2 separate regions of the Mus musculus genome follow, and region 2 is linked to region 1. A link is a contact called in ENCODE Hi-C or POLR2A ChIA-PET data. All regions are on one chromosome and are shown on one strand. The core of a region is the stretch at or near the end of the contact, and the rest is flanking DNA. Distances in the headings are between cores, read along the strand shown.

Region 1 (5,830 bases), core at 2,568-5,067:
GCACATGTTGGGGAGGACATGAAGAGATGACTTCTGTGTTTGGGAATGGGATGTGTGTCCACGGCTCCTTTCTGCTCTAGCACTCTATCTAGTGGACAGGTCCTGTGTATGCTGTCTCTAAATTGATAAGCATGTCATTCCTGCTGGGTTTCAAAGGTCTTGATTTCTTAGTGTTCCCCATTTCCTCTGGCTATTACACTCTTTCTTGCCTCCTTTTCCAAAGAGTTCCCTAATCCTTGGAGTGAGGGATTGGACCTAGACATTCCTTTTAGTGCAGAATGTTCCAAGGTCTTTTACCCTATGCCTACTTTCTGTCTGGCTGTGGTCACTGTATTTGTTCCCATCTGCTGTAGGAGGAAGCTTTGCTGAGAATGATTGAGCAAGACAGATCTACTAGTATAGCAGAATGTTGTTAGGAGTAATTTTGTTGCTATATTCCTTTAGCAGAATATTTGGTCCCTGGACTACCTAGTCTCAGATTCTTGGCTACCCAAGTAGCATTAGGTATGGGTTCCATCTCCTGGTCTGGGCCTTAACTCAAATCAGATATTAGTTGGTTACTCCCACAAACTTTGTGCCTGTATGGCACTAACATATCTTGCAAATCAAGTCATATTTGTAGACTGAAGTGTTTGTAGCTGGGTTGGTGTTTACCTTTCTCCTCTGGTAGCATGCCGAGTCCCTTCCAGTACCATGAACACTGATCAGTTGGGGTGAAGGCGCTAGGTAGATACTAGATTGACTTCTCCATGTTCAGTGAGTTGTTTAGGTGTTGTCTTCAGCAACAGGACTTTGCCATTAGTTTGTAGAAAGTCTTGGCAATAGCCAGGCTGACTTTGAGTGCTGGAACTAATTACATGTGTAAGATAGATTACAATGTGTTCCACTTCACTGTGTGTACTTGATAATGAATTTGGACACCCAATTCTTCTGCTTCTTCCTTCAAAATACTAAGATTATAGACATGTGTCATCATGCCTAGCTGCAAATGCTTTAAAATTTTAAATCTCTCTCTCTTTCTCTCTCTCTCTCTTTGTGTGAGAGAGAGTATGTGTGTGTGTGAGTGAGTGAGTGTGTGTGTGTGTGCGTGTGTGTGTGTGTGTGTGTCTGTACCTGTGTTTGCTATAACACACAAATTAAGATCAGAGGACAACTCTGGGAATCAGTTCTCTTCTTCCACTATGGATTGATCACAGTGCCAGGCTTTCTGGCCCTGCAAATGGTTCTGCAAAACAGCAGAACTGAATTAGACTCAAGGTTCAAATCATTTAAAACATGTAACAACACATTTTAAATTTATCATTTATGAAGGGATTATCACCTCAAGTTGTTATTTTTTTAAAAAACTTAGTTACAAAGTTGACACTTGGAAGTGTAACAGTGACAACTGAATTGATTAGAAACAGTTTCCAAATTCTAGGCCTCTTTTTTGTTGTTGTTGCTGTTTGATATTGTTCAAGACAAGATTTTGCTGTGGCCCAGGTTGGTTTCCACTCACACTGTAGCCCAACGTGGCTTTAAATTGGGGGATGGGGTGGGGAAGTGTCTGTGTGTGTGTTTCAGCCTCCAGAGAGCTGGGATTATAGGTATACAGTAACACATACAGTAACTTCCAGATTTTTTATTTCTTTGTTTTTATATTTGTTTCTTTGAGACAGGGTTTCTCTGGTAGTCTTGTCTACACTGGAAATCACCCTGAACCAGGCTGGCTTTGAACTTTTAAACCCATAGAGATCTACCTGCCTCTGCCTCCCAAGTGCTAGGATTAAAGGCCTGTACCATCATGCTGGGCCTTACCTTTAAAAATATGTTTTCAATTGCTCTGCTGTTGCTTTTCCACTGAACGTGTGTCTTCAGGTTTTTACAGCTTTTCACTGCCCTTGCCTCTCTCTCAAGCTGTTTTGCCATTTGCTTCTTTAGTCTTTACCACTACATGAAAAGCCTTCCTTCCCCATTCTGCCCCATTAGCTTCTTGTTGACACATATCATTTCTTTTTGACCTTTTAACAAAGTGATATCACCTCTTTCATTTATGTCCTTACAGTTTGCAGCTGTACTATGCTGTCCAGAGTCCATCTTTGAGTTATCAATCCTCTTTCCTTATCTTCCCCAATGCAGGCATTGCAGCTGGGTGCCACCATTTCTGACTCCTACTAGTTTGATTTTCCAGAAATATTTCTCTGTACCATTTTCCCATGTGACTTCATTTACAATAGTCCTTTAAATGTGTAAAGTCTTTACTGACATTTTCCTTTATGTTTTTATACTTCTTTTTCATCTTTAAAATCTTGTGAACTTTTAAAGTTAAAAATACTGTACTTCAAACCTGGAGTTGAACTCATTTGCAGTGGCCAAGACCTTTAATCCCAGCACTTGGGAGGCAGAGGCAGGCAAGTCTCTCTGAGTTTGAGGCCAGCCTGGTTTATAGAGTTCCGGGACAGCCAGGGGTACACAGAGAAACCATGTCTCAAAAAGCAAAAATAAAATAAAATAAAATAAAATAAAGAAAAGCTGGGGTTGCAGGTATAAACAATTTAGACAGTGGCTTGGGAGAACTCAGAAGCACTCTGTAGACATGACTCCCATATGAGAAAGTTTGCTTATAATATAGTAATAGCACAAAATGGCAGGCTAACCAGGTAACAGTTACCTAGGACTTAACATTCCATCTAGATTTTAATATTTTATCTAGGTCTTTATACATCTGAACCAAAATTTACTTATTTTGAAGAAGAAACTTGTTCTTTATAATCAAAGATTGAACTTACTAGCACTGATATAATGAAGAATATTTAGTTCCCAGCAAGCATTTTGGAGAAAATGTTGAATGAAAAAATTAACTCAAGGCTGGTGTTCTAGCTCAGTGCTGAAGCTGCATCTAGTAAGGTGGGTAGGAGGGGATGGTTGACAATGATAGTCTCCTGGAAACCAGACATCTTAAAGCATTGCCACAGTCCAGCTGCCAGTCTATCAACAAAGAACACGATGAACTAAACTGTGCACGTAGATTTAACTGGCTTAGTCCTTTCAAAAGTTACAACTTTCCACTATTAATTAATGTGACAGTATGTGAGGATTTGCGTGTGTTGAGACAGGTTTTTTCTGTATTGCCCTGGCTGTCCTGGAACTTGATTTGCCTGCCTGAGTGTCGTGTCCTAAGTGCTGGGATTAAAGGCGTGAGCCACTGTCGCCCAGCTGAGCTTATCTTAAAAAAAAAAAAAAGTGATTTCTGTGATGAACGTGGCACTAGTTATTAGTAATCACTTGGAACGAAGCAGATATCGGACTCTCATAAGATAAACCTTTTTTTTTTCTTGTCTTCCTTTCAAAAGCAAGTATGCAGAGGGCCATAGCTCATGGTATGCCAAACATTTTCATTACTTTAGATCAGACTACCAGTTTCCTGACTTAGCCACTTGTGGTACCGAGGACAGCCACTTCTTTGAAGGCTTCATTTCTTTCTCACAAATGAGAACAGGGAGCTCTGATCTGAATGCTGTGAAGTAGTTGTAAAGGCCTGTCCTCCCCACTCTGCTCTTTTCACTCCGCGCCCTAATCCCGACAGCTAAGGAGATAGGAAAAGGAAGTTCTTTAGTAAGGACCAGGGCTCCCCTGCCACGTGGCCCTCCGCGGGCCCTTCTGCCCGCAGAGCAAGCGAGCTCCAGGGCCCGACGGAGGAGACGCCGGGTCGCCGTGCGTGGGGGAGCGGCAGGCGGAAGCTGCGGGCTGCCAAGCCCCGCGGCTCCCGCCCGTCCGGGAGGGGGTAGGGGCGGGGCGTGCACACGGAAATCCATCGAGGAGGGCGGGTGGGACCTGGGGAGTTCGACTTCCGGTGGCGCAAAGCGTGCCGGGATCAGCTTGCGGCAAACCTCCTTCCCCGGCCCGTAGAGAGACCACCGTTAGCGCCGCTCCTGCTCGCACAGCCTGCTCTCGGCCACACGCTTGGCCGCTGCGGCTCCCGCAGTGTTCGGCCCGGTCCACTTGGTTTCCCAGGCAGCCGGCGTGCGCTCAGCTGCGGCTTCGGCAGACATGTTGTGAGGCGGCGGCGCGGGTGCCTGAAGGATGGTTTGGCCGAGGCGGCTGCAACCGCTGCTGGTGGCGGCGTCCTCGGGGGCTCCGGCTCTGTAGAGCTGACCCTGCTCAGTGTCCGCCCGGGACCGCGGCCGGGCGGGTATTCCTCTGTCTTGCGTGCGCTCCCGTGCCGTTTAGGTTCGGTTAGACGACAGCGCCAGTCCGTTTGAGGCGACACGCAGGGTGGTTCTCCAGCCCTGGGAGTGGTGTCCCTAGAACCCTCAGCCCCCTGACCTTTCCTTCATATTCCCACTAAAATCTCTCACACAGTGGGTGTTCCCTGCCCTCCAGCCCTCCTTCCTGGTTTCTGCACTCTCTTCTCTGAGCTTCCCGGACCCCAACATCCCTCTCCAGGGACAGCCTGTTGAGAAATCTTCGTGGAGTGGTGGACCAGAGGCGAGGAGTTTAAAAGTTGGGGCTTGAAAGACAGGAAGATACGATGGCTTCCTCGTCTGGCAACGACGATGATCTCACTATCCCCAGAGCTGCTATAAATAAGATGATCAAAGAGACTCTTCCTAATGTCCGGGTGGCCAACGATGCCCGAGAGCTGGTAGTGAACTGCTGCACGGAATTCATTCACCTTATATCTTCTGAAGCCAACGAGATTTGTAACAAGTCAGAAAAGAAGACAATTTCACCAGAGCATGTTATACAAGGTAAGCGATTTGTGTGGGATTTGGTTTCGATGAAGGATCAGGGGAACAGTCAAGCTAATAGAGTAACCACTTGGCGTCACAGAGCCTTCATTCCACTTCACTAGTAAGCACAGTTAATGAAAAGTCAAAACGGCATAGAGACAGCTTGTACCTTAAGAAAACACCTATGTAGCATTCTTCTGACATTGTTTTCATCCGGCTAGTGCAAATAAGGAGTGCAGACATTAGGGTCAACAGACATCCGCAACCCCTCACTAGTACAGTTTCCAATCAGGTCTTAAAACAACAAGAATTGACTGCCCACAGCTAAACGTGGATAATAACAACTGAGAAAGGAAACTCAAAGTTCTCTCTTGGAAAGTTAAATTTTAGAACTTCGAGCATGAGTTGAGTCAGAGAGTACCTCTCCCTCACCTGTATCGAGGAAAAGATTCATTTTTGAACACAGGGGTAGGAAAAACCCTTGGGCTGGTGACGGAGGTCAGTGGTGTATCATCTAGCAATCTTGCACAAGGGTCCTAGCATTGAGTTAAAAAAAAATATTGACATGAGTGTGTTAAGTGTTGTAAAGTTAATTGCTTTTCAAAAAGGAAGTATATTTTTGCTTTAAAATCGCTAAGAAGGTGGAACAGTCATCACCAGGTAACCAAAGCGAGCACCACATTTTTTTCTTTTTGACTCCCTCCAACTATTGATTGTTCTTTGAAGATTATTTGTAAAAGATGACTGGGGCAGGGCGGGAACGACAGTCCTGGGGCTTGAACGTAGGGCCTGACACACGCTAGTCAGCATTCTGTTGCCGGTCCTTCTCGCCTGCTGGTCCCCTTTGGATGTGTTTATACATTTATCTTTTATTGAAAAGCACATCTAAAAGTTTCGACAGTTTCTTCCTTATGCTGGAAAAGACTAGGAGACTTTGATGGTTACAGGAAAAGGAGACAAAAGTGCTCTTGGCAAATTTTGGGAAGTACTTTCTGTGGTTTTTCATGAACTCTTAGGAGAAGGTTGCATTCAGTTTGAGACAGTCACTTCTGTTTTATAATAATCTATTGGAAATGCGAACAATTTCTTGATTACTTTTATTTAAAGTTAAAAGGAAC
Region 2 (6,299 bases), core at 2,797-5,296, 190 kb after region 1:
TTACTACATCCTCAGCTGTCTTTTTATTTTGTATTTTGAGATATGATCATACTAAGTTGCTTAAGTTGGCCTTAAATTTGTCTTTCTCCTGGCTTTAGAAGTATTATAGGCCTGTGCTCCCAGACCTGGCTTATTAGATTTATTTATTTACTTATTTATTGTATGTGTGTGAGTACACTGTAGCTGTCTTCAGACACACCAGAAGAGAGCATCGGATCTCATTACAGTTGGTTGTGAGCCACCATGTGGTTGCTAGGAATTGAACTCAGGACCTCTGCAAGAGCAGTCAGTGCTCTTAACTGATGAGCCATCTCTCCCAATTATTAGATTTTTTTTATTATGGAAAAGTTCAAAGAAAAAAGGAGTGATAAGGGGGAAAAAGGGAGAAAGAAAGAGGAGAAGGTGAGAGAAGGAGGGAGGGGAGGAGGGAGAGAAATCCAATAATGATCAATTAATGGCAAATTTTGATTTGTCCATATCCCTTGCCATTATGTTCTTCCACCTTGTCCTGAAGAAGTCTCAGAGGCCATATCATTCCCCCTACTCCCATGGAATTTTAGTATTTATCTATAAAAGTTGAAGCCACCTAAAACACAACCACAATGCCATTATTATATAAACATATACCATAACACCATTATTTATATTATCTTAAGATAGGTGTTAAATCTCTGATATCACCAGATGCCAAAACAGGACCCACTCATCTGACTGCTGCAACATATGCTCCATCTGGCTTGGTTTCCTTGATCCACCAGCAGCTACTGGAGCTGCTCCCATAGGGAGGACCATAGCTGCTTTTCTCATATCCATCACCAACCAGATTTGGCATAACTCCACATCTACTTTGCAGGTCCAGAACTGCTTTTGTACACCACACAGCTCTCCAATGCCATTTCAGGTGTATTTTGAGAGACTGTTCTCTCTCTTAGGGTCAAATTCTCTTTTGTGTCTGCCCACCAGTGTTACTAGATGTGGATGTCACACCTGTCCCTGAGAGTTTTCACCATATGCAGTTGTAAATGCTTCTGTGCAATTAGGTCACAGTGTTTTATCATAGCAATATCACAGATAAGAACAAATCACCAAGCACTTCCCTCCCCTCCAGGTTTCCTGGCTTTATCAGGCTGGACAGAGCAGTCTTTTTATCTTATCCCACTGATAGAAGCCTCCTGGATCTCTCTAGACCACCAGAGCTTTCTAGTGATGCCTGCCTGGTGGACTTCAAGATCCCTCACCCTCTCCTTTTCCCCAATCTTCCCCAACTCTAAGTTTCCATGGAGGACTAACAATGCTAGGCTGAGAGCTTTGAAGAACTGTACAGATCAAGAGCCCTTACCTAGGCATGTGTATTGGCTTCCCCTAAGATTCACCCTTCTTTCTCTGGGTCCAAGACCTGGTTTCCTGACGTGTCTGTAAATTGACATTTGGCTTATTTGTTCAGTGTGTTAGTTGTTTAGGTGGGAGGGTCATACAGCTTTTGTATACTCATGCCTATTTTGCAGTGAGGGCTAGAGTCTCCATTATCCATGCTTTCAGCCACTGCAGGTAAATCAGCTCCACTATGGCCTTGAGGTGCAGGTGCGTAGTGTGCCCAGAGGCATCAGGAGAGCTGTGCAGTCTATGAGTGAGCACAAGAACAACAACAAGGAGTAGGAGGAACTAACCACAAGACAGGACCTGGGAGGAGTTTTACTCTTTTCTCTGCAATTGGCGGCCTCACACACTGTACCCAGGTGCTATAGGATTCTTTCAAGACAGCTAGGGGTAAGAGAGCAACCCAAGAGGAGAACATAGCTAAGTTAAATACTGCAGGGGTCACAGAGGTCATAACAGACCTTGAATTTAGTTCCAAATGTCTTGGAGCCCTGGGTCCAACATTTGTTGGAAGGCAGGGCAAAGCTGACAGGCTTAAGAGAGAACTTGCTTAGATGTAGAATCATAGAGTTAGAGAGACGGCTCAGCAGTTAAGAGCACACTAATCTGGGTTTCATTTCCACATGGCAGCTAAAAACAATTGTCTTTAACTCAGTTTTAGGGGATCCAATACTCTATTTTAGCCTCCAAGGAAACTGCACACATGTGGTATACAGACATGCATGCAGGCAAAAACACCCATACAATTAAAATAAAGATAATCTTTTGAAATGTTTTTTTTAAAAAGAGATATAGGGTCAGTTCACTCTGTTCTGGGTTAAGACAGCAGCCTAGGTGGGTGGGTGATGTGAAGACCATCATTACAGAGAACAGAGGGTTTACCAAGTACCCCAGAGAGGCTAGCTGGAGACAGAAGTAAGGAAGAAGGCATTCCCTCCCCTATCATCAAACTGAGCACCATAATTTCAGGTTTCTTCATTTGCTTGGCTGAACAAAAATATATACATGTACCTGTGAACTTAGTATCAAGACAGTCACATGATTTCAGGTCTCTTCTAGTCTCCAGAAATCTGGTTTCTGTCCTAGGTAAAGCCACTGGGTGGGTTTTGAGCAGGGAATTTCCCCCCAATTAATGCTTTATAAAAGCCACTATTTTGTGCTGAAAGTAGTCAGGGAGCAAGGACAAAACACAAGGATACTAGTTGAAAGCTATCTGCTCACCTAGGGATACAGGGTTAGGATTGGGGAAGGGACACATAGCTGGATTCTAATGTGTCAGCTGTTAGTTAGAGGAAGACTTCAGCGCTGGAAGGTGGGGGCCTAAAGTGGGCAACAACTTTCAGGAGAAACCAGAGGTTGTGTAAAGCGAGAGTTCCCTGAAGGTATCCCTGATAGACACAGAAGCAAGGTCTGAATCCTGGACCTAGAATGACATCTGAATATGGTCTTACCTAAGGCATGACAAGCCCATGTGAAGACAAGTGGTTTAAGGGTCTAGCTGTCTGTCAAGCTAGATGACTTCCTGAGATCTGTGCCCTAAGTCCAGGCCTGCTCATGGTCTTCTCAACAGTACCTCTTTGCTACCTCTAATACCAACACCAGATCCTCCATTATTCTAGGACTCTCCCTCAACCTTCTCCCCCATCAGTAGTCTCTCTGTGATACAAAGGCTGCCAGGCTTCAGTAGAGTATATTTGCCTTCCTGGGTGCCTATTCTGTTTTCCTTTCTTTCTTTCTTTCTTTCTTTCTTTCTTTCTTTCTTTCTTTCTTTCTTTCTTTCTTTCTTTCTTTCTTTCTTTCTCTGAGACAGGGTTTCTCTGTGTAGCCCTGGCTGTCCTGGAACTCGCTTTGTAGACCAGGCTGGCCTCGAACTCAGTAATCCACCTGCCTCTGCCTCCCAAATGCTGGGATTAAAGGCGATAACCCCTTTCAACCTCATTCTTTGCATGCCCCTTCTCCCAAACACCTGCTGGTTGGCCACCTTGCTGCTTCCTTGTCCCACCGCCTGTCTAGCATACAGCTGCCACAACCACTTTGTTTCCTAAGAACAGACTTCCAGTCCAGCATGGTAGGGCATTCCTTTAGTCCCAACACTTGGGAGGCAGAGGCAGGCGGATCTATGTTAGTTCGAGACCAGTCAGGGCAACACAGAGAAACCCTTTCTCGAAAATACAAGTAAACAAACAAACAAACAAACAAACAAGAACAGACTTTCTTTTCTCAGTTTATGCCCTCTGCCAGTCACAATGCACAGTGGACAACGGACAAATTGTGGGTTTCCACGGTCCGAAAGGCCAGCATAAGGGTCTCTCTGTGTCCACAGTGATTCCAAGAAAGGACAAAAATGTAAGCAGAAGGTTTATGGGGGTAGGAAACCCGTGGTCTAGATACTCCGGTTTCGTTCCTAACTCATGCAGTTGCCTGTCAGCGCGCGTCCTGAACAACCCGGCGGAGTTTCTCCAGGTAGTGCTTCTGACCACGCCTCCTGACCCACCTCTCACCTGTGACCACACCCCCGAGCTCCACCCTGCCTGTCTCGCCGAGCCAGCTTCCTGAGTCAATTGCTGCCTGCACGCGCCTGCGCTCTCTGGCCCCTCCTGCACCCCACCCCTATAGGCTCCGCCTTTCAGAGGCCCCGCCTCTCTCGTTTGCGAGGTGGGAGCTGAGCCACACACTGCGCATGCTCCAGCCGCGGCGCCCCCGACTCCGCACTCGGCTGGGTTCGGGCATTTCCGCCTCTTTGTTTTAAACTCTGCACGGCTTTTTTCTCCTCCTCTTGGGGGGGACCCAGAGGGAGCGGCGCCCCCTCCCCCTCCCGGCGAGCCCCCGCGTGCGCCCGCTCGCCCGCCGCCCGAGACGCAGGTCAGTGAGCCCGCCCCGCCTGGCCTGGCCCGCGCGCCCGCTCCTCAGGCCGCGGGCCTCGGCCCATGGGCGGCAGAAGGCTGCGAGCCCAGCGCCCCCGGCAGGCCCGGGAGGCGGGACCCTAAAAGCCTGCGAGAAGGCCAGGACTTCTCGCAGGTCTGGACCCCGGGAGGGCAGAACCCAGGGCCATGCTGGATCCCGGAACAATCTGGACCCAGGGAGGACAGGGACCTTGGACCAGACAGAACCCGGGGAAGAGCCTGCACAAGGCTGGACCCTTGACCAGGCTAGACCGGGGTGGGCAGAATCCTAGACCAGGCAGAACAGCAGCCGAGGTGGATTCCGAGCAGTCTGGACCCCGAGAAAACAGGACCTAGGGAAGACAAGGAGCTCAGTCCGGCTAGACCTGGCACCAGGCACGATTCCAGAGAACAGGACCCCGGAAGAACAGGAGTCTGGGCCAGGCTGGATCCAGGGGGATCAGGACCGCAGACCAGGCAGGACCCAGGACCAGGCCAGAATTACTGAGGGCTACTCACTGAACAGTCCTTAGGACTGGGCAGCTCTCCCATAGTTCTGGGACCCCAGGACAGGTGGAGCCCCGACTCTTGGAATGGACACTTGGGGGAGGGTCAGTATTAGAGACCTGACAAGAGTCTAGAAAAGGTCATTGAGGAAGAATGGCTCCCAGGACCTGGCAGGACTTAGAAAATGGCAGAATCACTTAGATGGGCCAACTAATGATAGATTACAGAGGAGGGTTAAGACCCTGAGACCACCCCACAGAGGGCCAGGGTGCTGGGACAAGGCCATAGGAAGGTCAGATCTCCCAGGGACAAATCGGCTGTAGAGAGCTGGGAAATCAAGGCTGGCTCAAAGGAATCTGGACCACTGTGGCAGTCCTTTGAGCAGTTTGAGGCCCTGAGGGTGAACTGTGAGGAGAGTTCAGAATATAGATAGGCTTCAGGACAAACAGGACCAAAGGTGGGTCCCTTTAAAATGAAAGCCTTGGAGCTGAACCGTGAGGATGGTCCTCAGGGATTACTTAGATAATAGTTGGAACTTTAAGGCAGGGAGGGCCTAGGACTCTAGTAATTGACCCCCGAACTCTGCTGAAAAGACTACTAGGCATTGGGAGGTTTCGATCAGCCCAGCCACAGGGAACCTTTGCTATGAAGTGCTTACACTCCCCACAGGTCCCCTAGCTTCTTGATGTTACAGAGTGGGTGAGGCTCTCAGCACAGTTGCAAGGCAAAGTTGGAGCTCAGCTGGGCTCCAAGGACTCAGGTATCAAGGGCATGCCCTGTGCTTGCTGCTTCATGCCCCAAGCCTCCAAGTTGCCTTTCGTCTGGTCTCCCCAGCTCCTACAGGACTGTGCCTTTCCCTAGTCTTGACCCCAGGTCAGTGGCTGTACCTTCACCCTCCTTCCTCCTCTCCCAGCAGGTCTTGAGGGTGTGGTGTAGAGAGGCTAGAGGCTAGGTGTCCAGTGGGGAGGAGGCCTTCCAGGAATAGGTAGGAAGGTGAGGGCAGTGAGCAGAGAGGACTGAGGGCCTTTTGAATAGATGAACACCTAGCACCCACACTCCTGTTTCTCTCCTAGAAAGGAAAGAGTTTTTGTTTCTCTGAAATCTTCCCAGCCAGTCTGTCATGGAGAACACAATATTTGTGGAAAAGTGAGATGTGTTTTTACTGTTGTGGGAGACACTAGGGCAGGTACTGAGATGTTCACTGAAAACCTGATATGTTTCAAGATAAGAAAGCAAGGCATTCTAGAGTGGCCTAGCTCCCACACAGACCTGGGTGGTCAACAATGGCTGTGTTGCTCTGTGGAAGTTCTGCTCTGTCAGGCTGCACTTAAAAGTGCTGGAGACAGGGTGAGAGCAAACTCTGGGCTGTTTGGATTCCTAAGAGATATTTGAGCTGGCCAGTTCTATGTTTCATTTTGAGCCACATCACGGTTTGGTTTCTCAGGGAAAAACAAGTCTAGGTTTCTTAGCATGGGTGTCAACTGAGTTGTGTTCAAAGTGGAAAGTTGTTATTTGCCAAGTGTCCTCACACTT

Evidence for each region. A loop is a pair of places that touch in the nucleus more often than their neighbours do. ChIA-PET counts read pairs that join two places held with the same protein, here RNA polymerase II (POLR2A).
Region 2: a loop to region 1 is called in a map of heart, with 2.2 times the contacts of the local background. The contact joins the promoter of Pcgf3 here to the promoter of Dr1 in region 1. A Hi-C loop is called at or near these places in 2 of 37 maps with a recorded cell type or tissue (both heart). POLR2A ChIA-PET finds 5 or more read pairs at or near these places in 3 of 5 experiments (Patski and embryonic stem cell).

The regions. Positions count from the first base shown.
Region 1 is chr5:108,265,080-108,270,909 of GRCm38, forward strand. It overlaps Dr1 (down-regulator of transcription 1), which reads left to right and starts at 3,818. Exons shown (of 3, transcript NM_026106.4): 1 at 3,818-4,730. The coding sequence starts at 4,511.
Region 2 is chr5:108,457,213-108,463,511 of GRCm38, forward strand. Pcgf3 (polycomb group ring finger 3) reads left to right here and starts at 4,047. Exons shown (of 11, transcript NM_172716.5): 1 at 4,047-4,239.